Linked DNA regions of Homo sapiens: region 2 is linked to region 1. A link is an interaction called in ENCODE POLR2A ChIA-PET data of the cell type or tissue named here. Cell type or tissue: OCI-LY7. All regions are shown on one strand. Links, peaks and the distances in the headings refer to the core of each region. The heading gives the core; the rest is flanking DNA. Region 1 holds the start of HECW1-IT1 (HECW1 intronic transcript 1). Region 2 overlaps PSMA2 (proteasome 20S subunit alpha 2).

What was found. ChIA-PET counts read pairs that join two places held together with the same protein. Peaks named below come from ENCODE experiments on the same cell type or tissue, not always from the same donor. Only the 100,000 strongest peaks of a DNase experiment are listed, where the experiment ranks them.
Region 2: POLR2A ChIA-PET joins it to region 1 with 5 read pairs; 2 of 35 experiments call an interaction of 5 or more read pairs at or near these places.

The regions. Positions count from the first base shown.
Region 1 is chr7:43,114,349-43,118,745 of GRCh38, reverse strand. HECW1 (HECT, C2 and WW domain containing E3 ubiquitin protein ligase 1) reads right to left here. Exons shown (of 30, transcript NM_015052.5): 2 at 4,355-4,397. HECW1-IT1 (HECW1 intronic transcript 1) reads right to left here and starts at 850. Exons shown (of 7, transcript NR_135295.1): 1 at 171-850. RefSeq lists an enhancer at 1-463. In OCI-LY7, for the core only: no CTCF peak of the experiment used is centred there; a DNase peak (open chromatin) is centred at 2,125; H3K4me3 peaks cover 932 bases; H3K27ac peaks cover 2,883 bases.
Region 2 is chr7:42,915,200-42,919,596 of GRCh38, reverse strand. It overlaps PSMA2 (proteasome 20S subunit alpha 2), which reads left to right. Exons shown (of 8, transcript NM_002787.5): 7 at 1,762-1,819; 8 at 1,907-2,736. The coding sequence ends at 2,023. It also overlaps the pseudogene LOC105375252. Among named protein-coding and RNA genes, the nearest start is that of C7orf25, 5.3 kb to the right of the region's middle. In OCI-LY7, for the core only: no CTCF peak of the experiment used is centred there; no DNase peak of the experiment used is centred there.

The DNA.
Region 1 (4,397 bases), core at 70-4,069:
AATCCTCAAAACGATTTTTTTTTCCAATTTCAAAAAGCTCATTTCTACAAAAATAATTTATATTCAAAATAGAGGGAAAACGTCATTAAGTAGTTTTAAGTTTTGATGGCACAAGGAATTATGAATAACGGTAAAGAAAAAAAGAAGTCCTTTTGAGGATAAAAACTTACTGACTGCGTCCTGTGGTTTCTTCAGCTCATCTGTGTGTTACAGGAAAGAGGATGAGGAATCACTTGCTGATTGATTTCATCAGCTCTGGTACTGACGGCACTGATGGCAAGGTCTTATATGTTTAATTTTATTCTCCCCATCTTTTCCCCCCTTAACCTAGATCTCTGAATTTTAACAATGTGTAGGGCTGAGATTTATGTTTCTCCAACTGCTCTGACTTGAACCCCCAAAGCAAAAGCAAAAGCAGGGAACATCCATGCACGTTAAATGGATGTCAATTTCAGGACAAAATGATTGAATTACAATCCCTGGCCATGGATGTGAATTTTGATCTTTTTTTTTTCTTTCACACACATGATATTTCCCTGACATCTGTGCAATACAAATATATCTAGAAAGTGTGAAATGGAAAATCTGCTTCACTAAATATATAAAAGGGACCCCGAATGAAGTCTCCATGATGGCATTTGTCATCATGGGCACAGATGGCGTCCTTTCCCAACTCTTCCCCCGCCCCCCTGGTACCGGCTTAAGTTCCATCCACCAAATTCTCCCTGCATATCACATGCATAGATGCCTGATAACACCAGGAGAGCCTGTCTGTATGCCACATCCTTATTTTTCAGGCCTCCATATGCATCAAGCTTCAGACCAATAAATCAGGAAAAGTATCAGTTCTGAACAAATAATGCAAACAGTGTATACCACTTGTTGCTATGGGAATCCAGATGACCTAGGAGCTTAGTGATCTTTGTCATATGTTGCCAGTAAGTAATTGCATTATTATCATTCTCCTTTCAGTGCCCATGTCACAGAACAGTACAACTACTTACCAATACCCACACATCCAAACACTGTGGGATGGGATACATAAAATTGCTAATATGCTGCTTTGCTTCCTAAAATATTTAAAGAGGCTTTAAGACACCTAAATGCATGGCATTGAGGTTCCAAATGGTGGTCAGAAAGTCTGTGAGAAAAAGACGTAAACGATAAACAATATCGTTAAAAGATTCGACCTGCTTCTATATCTCATTGTGTCTTAACTTGGAAAAGCAATGGTAATGAATAAACCTCAGAAAGTAGAAAAGATTGAGCTGAGTAAGGAGGTTGTGAAGCTCTGACTCCTGCCTTTGGTGGGGCGGGTGGGGGGTGGCAGTGTACTACTGGCATATGGCTTATGTATGTGGGGGATGTTATAGGAAGTTGAGTGGAGCTAAAGAAGTGGAAAAAAAGAGCAAAATGAGGAACCAGAGAGAAACTGAAAGGGGAATTTGTTGGATGAATTGCAGGGAACACTTTGACCATAAGAGTTATTCAGCTGTGAAACATACTCAGTGGTGAGAATAAAAATGCTTGGAACCTTGGCTATTAAACCCCCAAATTCTAAACACTTTGTACATTTTGGAGATTGCATACTTTTTCCACCACTGCATTCCTCACTGGGAACAAGAAATGCCACAAATCTTTCCCCTTAATATAGTAAATTTAGTTTTACAAATAAGAAAGGATTATAGAAATGTATAAAGAATAGTTTTAACAGAAGGCTCAAAGTAGTTATCAGATAACCACAGGCTGCACCATGTAGCCTTAATTATTTCTTCTCTACATATTGCCAAATTAAATTATTTCTAATCTTTTTCTCCTTTCAACTTGCTCAACTGAATAAACCAACAAAAATAATCACAGAATGGTGATGTTAGAAGTGACCTTTGGGATTACTTGATTCAACTTTCTACTCTTAAAGAAGAAGAAACTAACCCTCAAAGAGGAAAAGTGACCTGAAGAAAACCCCACAGAGCATTTCATACTGTTTTCTCTAAAAGTCCGTGAACATCAAATGTGCCAACGGCTGTTTTACAGAGAGGACATGTGGGTATTGCAACTTCCTGGTTTCCTAATGTAGCTTGTCCTGTTTTTTAGGATGGAAAAGGAAGCAGGTAAATGGGAGAGAAGCAGGTGTCTTGATGTCTGTAAGTCACACCTGTTAGTCTAGAAACCTGCCATTGGGAGACTCAGTCAAGCTTGGCTGGCCCAGGAAGGATGGTTGTCTCTGGTCTAACTGTAGGTCATTTCAGAAGCACTTACAGTGGTTCAATGTTGCTTGAGCAAATAATGAGTAGACATTCCCTAGACGTGTCCATCATCCTAGCAAGCTCTGGTTGATAGAACCAGGACTTAGAGAGAAAGTGGGCAGAAGGGTGCTCACGTCTTCTGTTTAAGTGTGGATTAGAGGTTAAAGTGCTTGGGCCATGTTTCCTTCTAAGGCCAGAGCAAGACAGAACAGAGCAGTTATCAGATAAATTTTGTCAAAATGGATAATCCAGATCATTCAAGGAAAAAAATAAATAACCAAAACCTACAGCATTTGAACTCATTCTCTACGTGTTTTTTTGTTTACTGAGGGTGGGTGGTGGAAGGCCTGGATTTGAGTCCTGGCTCTCGGTTCCCCCTTAAGCATCTTACATAACCTCTCTGATTCCCCCAGCTGACTCACAAAGTGAAGGATTCCTACCTACCTCCTGCCTATACAATTAGAGGGCATTTTTATGACCTGAAATCCACTCAATAAACATTTCTGAGAACACATGATGTACCAGGCAAACTGCTAGGTGCTGGAGAGATGAATATAAACATGTCCTTGTTCTGAAGAAGCTCATCCCATATTTAAGATAAGGAGACTGTGGCACATTTACAACTCAGATAACTGCAATATTGTAAGTGCTATCTTAGCTCTATGAACAAAAAGGCTATGGGAAAACAGGAGAAGAAGTGGTTAATTATGCCTTGCAGGGACTGTAATTTCAGGATATTATTTTGATTGTAACTTAAAACAAATGAGTGCACAACTACGGAAAATTGTGTGGCTAAGCATGAATCAACAAATACCTTGACTATACCTAAATTATAAAAATTACCATAGCGCATGAAAACACTGCCTGCCTGCCTATTTAGACCAATCATTGCTTCACCCATTTTTGTGACAAGCAACAGCGCTAGCAAGTTTTGAGAGCAACACCAAATTACATCAGAGAAAGTAAGTCTCATGCCATTGTCAATTACTGCATAGGATGAAACAGCTATCTAGAGTGTCTCATTAGAAACAAACAAAAACCAATGATTGGAAAAAGTGAATTCTCAATTATCTAAGATGGGGTTGGAATGAATAACTCCACAAAAGGAGAACACCTGTTATCCAATTAATTCAATCTTCTTCTCTTTTCCCCAACCCTCCACCAAATGTTTTGCTATAGTGGACAAAAAAAAAAAAAAAAGACCTGTTTGAGTTGGTGAGTAATTTCACTTATGGGGAAAATGCAGACGCTTGGGTTTTAAAAGCTGCAAGGTATAAAAATAAGCCGCAGATTCTACAGTCAATCCTTGGTTTGCTTGCATGGTTCACGTTATAATTATTTGCCTTTCCAACACTGGGTAACTTTTCTTACTCCTCTGTCAGTTACCACAGAATGCTGGAACTAGAAAGAACGATAGAAACCAGCCAGTCCAACTTCCTTTACCATGAGGAATGAGACTCAGGCTTGTCTTTCCATATCACATCTGGCCTTTTAATATTTCTTTTGTTAACAATCATATCAGATGGAAGCATAATAGAAGGTAAAGCTCAAAGTGATCTTGTAATACATCCATCTTTAAAAGCCAGAGTGTAAAAGGAATCAAGTCAAATGATGCTATATACACAAATAACAGAGCTGCAGTCCCTCTGTATTGATACATTGATGGGCTGTTCCAGCTCCGGATGTGACCTCCCTATCAAGTCAATAATGTCACAATCTAAACAAACTTAGGCAATTTGCCTTCATGAAAAAACTACTCCAAAAAAAAAGAGAACTGTCATTCCACAAAGCAGCCAACTGCACTAGACTGGGATTATAGTGTGGAATTAGTCAGAACGTGGATTATTAAATAAAACACTAGAACGGCCAATTTGCCTGGAGGTCTAGGAATTAAAATAGTGCTTTGTTTTTCCAATGCCACATTCCAGAGGAAGCAGCAAGCGGAGGGAACAGGCAACAGGGAATTCTACCAACAGGGAATTCTACCACAATCTATCTCTCTACCAAACAGGCACACACATTCATACCAGGGTGGGCATGTGGACTCTAATCCCTTCTTAGTGGAAAACACACATTTTTAAATGAATCCCCAATCTAGAATGAATTACCGTAATAGCCACAGCCGGAGTGAGTCTGCTGATGAGAAACGCA
Region 2 (4,397 bases), core at 104-4,103, 200 kb after region 1:
CATAATAAAATTTAGAGATTTCACTTCTGTCATAGTAGCATGATCCCAAAGTCTTAACAGTTTTGTCATCAGAAGAAAGAATCTGTTTATCCTCACTGTACCATAGGGCCTTTTTAATATCAGAGCTGTGATCACTAATTTCCTCAGGTTCTGCTTCGGGTTTGTTCAAGTCATATATGCAAAACAGTTTATTCTGTCCCCTGGTTAACAAATAATTACTATCCTGCATGAAATCCATAGTCTTGATAATGTGTTTATGAGCCAGGGTCATCAGTTCATCTCCTGGGATAGCATCCCACACTTTGTGAAATCTGCAGCTGCTGTGGCTGCTTTGGTGGCATCCTTATTCAGTGTTGCATTCCAGACAGCATCTTTATGACCCAAAATTGTTCCAATCCAGTCTCCTGTATCTCCCTGGCATAGCATAGGTTTGCCGTCTTTGCAAGCACTGATTTAGAAATACTCATAAGACTGGCCAGGCGCAGTGGCTCACGCCTGTAATCCCAGCACTTTGGGAGGCCAAGGCAGGCGGATCACCTGAGGTCAGAAGTTCGAGACCAGCTGGGCCAACATGGTGAAACCCCGTCTCTACTAAAAATACAAAAATTAGCCAGGAGTGATAGCGCGCGCCTGTAATCCCAGCTACTCGGGAGGCTGAGGCAGGAGAATCACTTGAACCTGGGAGGCGGAGTTTGCAGTGAGCCAAGATTGCACCACTGCACTCCAGCCTGGGCGACAGAGCAAGATTCTGTCTTGAGGGAAAAAAAAGCCCCTAAGGCATGATGCCACTGAAGGCCAAGTCAGCCACGGGCCATATGTGGCCAGAACAGGTGAGCAGCATCAGTCTCATTGCTATGGAGGTGGTGAACCCAGTGATTGGGCTGGTGGGCTGAGGGTCATCCTTGTCTTTTCTCCTCTGGTACAGCGCCCGGGGTTCCTCCAGGCTTCACCCTAACACGGGCTGAGCAGAGAAAAAGGAAAAGGTGGCACCGAGATTAGGAAGGAGCTAGGGAGGGGCTGGGGAGTCTGGGAAGGGTGAGCAACAGTTGACAATGGAGGGAGGAAAGTAGGGGATGGGGAGAACCGAAGAAACGACCCAGCCACTCTTCGCACCGTCCACACTGGTATCGGCAGGAAGTGACATGTTATGTTTTAACTTATAAGAAAAAGATTTTAGCAAAGTTCTGATTTTTCTGTGTTTTAAAAATTATAATAATGCCACCACATCCTGATTGTTAAAATATTTATACTTAAGAAGTTTCCTGGCTGGGTGTGTTGGCTCGTGCCTGTAATCCCAGCACTTTGGTAGGTCAAGGCAGGCGGATCACGAGGTCAGGAGATCGAGACCATCCTGGCTGACACAGTGAAACCCATCTCTACTAAAAATACAAAGAAATTAGCTGGGCGTAGTGGGCGCCTGTAGTCCCAGCTACTTGGGAGGCTGAGGCAGGAGAATGGCATGAGCCCGGGAGGTGGAGCTTGCAGTAAGCCAAGATAACTGTGTCTCAAAAAAAAAAAAAAAAGTTTCCTAAACTAAACTCATTTTAGGGTCATACCGTTCATGATGTTGGGAATTGAGCACCAGATATTGTCAGTTTTTTTAATCTGGAGACAGCTACAAGGAGGTGATTAAAAGAATGTGTAATTTAGTATTTTTAAGATGTTTAGAGTTTTAAAAACTTACGTTGTTGCTGTCATTGTATTTAAATAGTTATAAAGAATATAAACAATGATATAAGTAATTTTTTTTAAATTCTTCAGATATAATGAAGATCTGGAACTTGAAGATGCCATTCATACAGCCATCTTAACCCTAAAGGTTAGCTCAGTATTCAACAACTGGATTTATAATGATTTCATGATTAACTGCTTAGAAAATTGACCTTTTTTCCTCCCTCCTCAATAGGAAAGCTTTGAAGGGCAAATGACAGAGGATAACATAGAAGTTGGAATCTGCAATGAAGCTGGATTTAGGAGGCTTACTCCAACTGAAGTTAAGGATTACTTGGCTGCCATAGCATAACAATGAAGTGACTGAAAAATCCAGAATTTCAGATAATCTATCTACTTAAACATGTTTAAAGTATGTTTTGTTTTGCAGACTTTTTGCATACTTATTTCTACATGGTTTAAATCGACTGTTTTTAAAATGACACTTATAAATCCTAATAAACTGTTAAACCCACCTTCCAGCCTTTTAGGAGTTGCTAAAATTTTAACAGTTATTTCCTGCTTTTTATCACAGTTGATTTCTGAAGACTACATTGCCAAGCAGAATGATGAAATGACTTTTTCGTTGTCAGGCAATTTTGGTTAAGTCAAATCTTAATGCCCTCTTCGCTATCAGATGTTGCCTGTGTTTCCATAAAGCAAAATGCTGATTTTGGTAAAAAACATGACTGCTTCTAGAGCTGGGAGGATCTGCAGACTTTCACGGATTCATGGAACAAGAAAAGAAGCATAGGTACTTTTAGGTGCCATTAGGTATTGATCAGTGAAATCCTAGGGTGCTCTATGAGATTGTACTAGGCCTATGAAGAGTGGTAAGCCAAATAGGTCTCCATGGGAGATACATTATGTAAATAAATAAACAATGGTTTGCTGGTTCCTGTTGGTGTCTCCACAAGTAGGTAAACATGTTTAAAGGAACCCGGGTTCTTAGATTTTGTTAGACTTTTTAAACTCAAGGATGAGCATAAGTGCTTGAAATAAAATGCTAATACTTAAGTGTCAAAACTATGGCTTAAGGCTCTTGTTAATTCATTAATGTAATCTCAGTATAATAAATAGCTTCACTATAATGAAAGTTATAATTAAGTATCTGCACTCATATGAAGGCAGTGCTTAGGTTTTTTTTTTTAAATTTTTTTTAAGGCAACTTAGGATAAAATCATTAATTTGGTTTACAGAACATAAGGAGAGTTTATAAGCATAATCATTCTTACCAACGTGAAAGTATAGTGGGCAATTCCATGATTTAAATGGAGCTCAGAAGATTCTAAGATTTAGTTAAGGGCAAAAGAACCTTATTTTGGAGATTTTTCTCAGGGTCCCCAGTTCTGTTCCCTACCATCACTATAACACCCATATCTTGTTTTAGGTGGCAAAAGCATTAAGGAGATGAAAGATGGTAACTTTGGCTTCCTGTTTCAAGATGTTTATCTTGGCCTTGTCTAATAATCTCTCTTATGGGCTCTTGATATATTTTGACTTTGGCACACTAGAAAGCGGACATAGTAGCAAAAAGGTCTTTGAAGTCAAGTCTCAGCTATCTCACTTACTGGCTGAGTGACTATGTGAGGTAATTATCTCAGGGTTGGTTGGTTGGTTTGTTTTTTGAGACAATCTCTCTGTCACCCAGGGGGAGTGCAGTGGCGTGATCTTGGCTCACTGCAACCTCATCCTCCCAGGCTCAGGTGATCAATCCTTTTACCTCAGCCTCCCGAGTGGCTGGGACTACAGGCGCGTACCACCATGTTTGGTTTATTTTTGTATTTTTAGTAGAGACGGGGTTTCACCATGTTGCCCAGACTGGTCTCCAACTCCTCAGCTCAAGCGGTTCACCCGCCTTGGCCTCCCAAAGTGCTGAGATTATAGGCATGAGCCGCTCTGCCCGGCCATATCTCAGGGTTTCCTAAGGACTAAATTTGATAACACAAGTTAAAGCCTGGTGTGGTTAATAGTTACTCTGTTAACTGCCGTTGATTTTGTTTAGTCCTTCTATAATGTCCAGTATCAAAAGAGCAAAGCAATGTCAAAATTCTACAAATCAAAGAAGGGAAAATTAAAGGCATGTTAATATTTCAGAGGTAAGGAAAACTCATGTAGGTTTTTATTGTGTGCTAACAAAATTAGGCCTAAAGAATAAAGGGAGGAAAAATCAGCTGAACCAGATTTGATCCAGGTTCTGTTTTCCACCTCCTGCCCCCATTAAATGCAAAGCCCAGTTCCAGTTCAAGCTGCCTACAACACTTCTCCCTTTGTTCTGTTTATTCTTTCCACGGGCCTTAAAATTAAGTTGTTCCTTTTTGTCCCAGTTCTTAGAGTTCTTTGATGTAGCAACCCACTGCATTCCTAAACATTCCAAAACTCTTGAACCATTTCCAGCCTGTGGATTTTAGCTTAAGTATCATAATGTTTCTAATGTTCAGAGCCTCTGCCTTTTGGTTCATTTTGTATCTTCTAACCCTTAAAACATTTTAACTCCATTTGTTCTACTTCCTCCCAGTTCTACTGAACCATGAATTTAAATTTGCAAAGCAATTAATAGCAGTGAAACATGGAGATGCTTAAAATTCACATACACAGGCAATAAAGAATACTAATACAGAGCCTTATAATTATCAAGTGCTGATAACACTCAAGCATCCCTGAAGGAAAAAAAAAAAAACCCAACC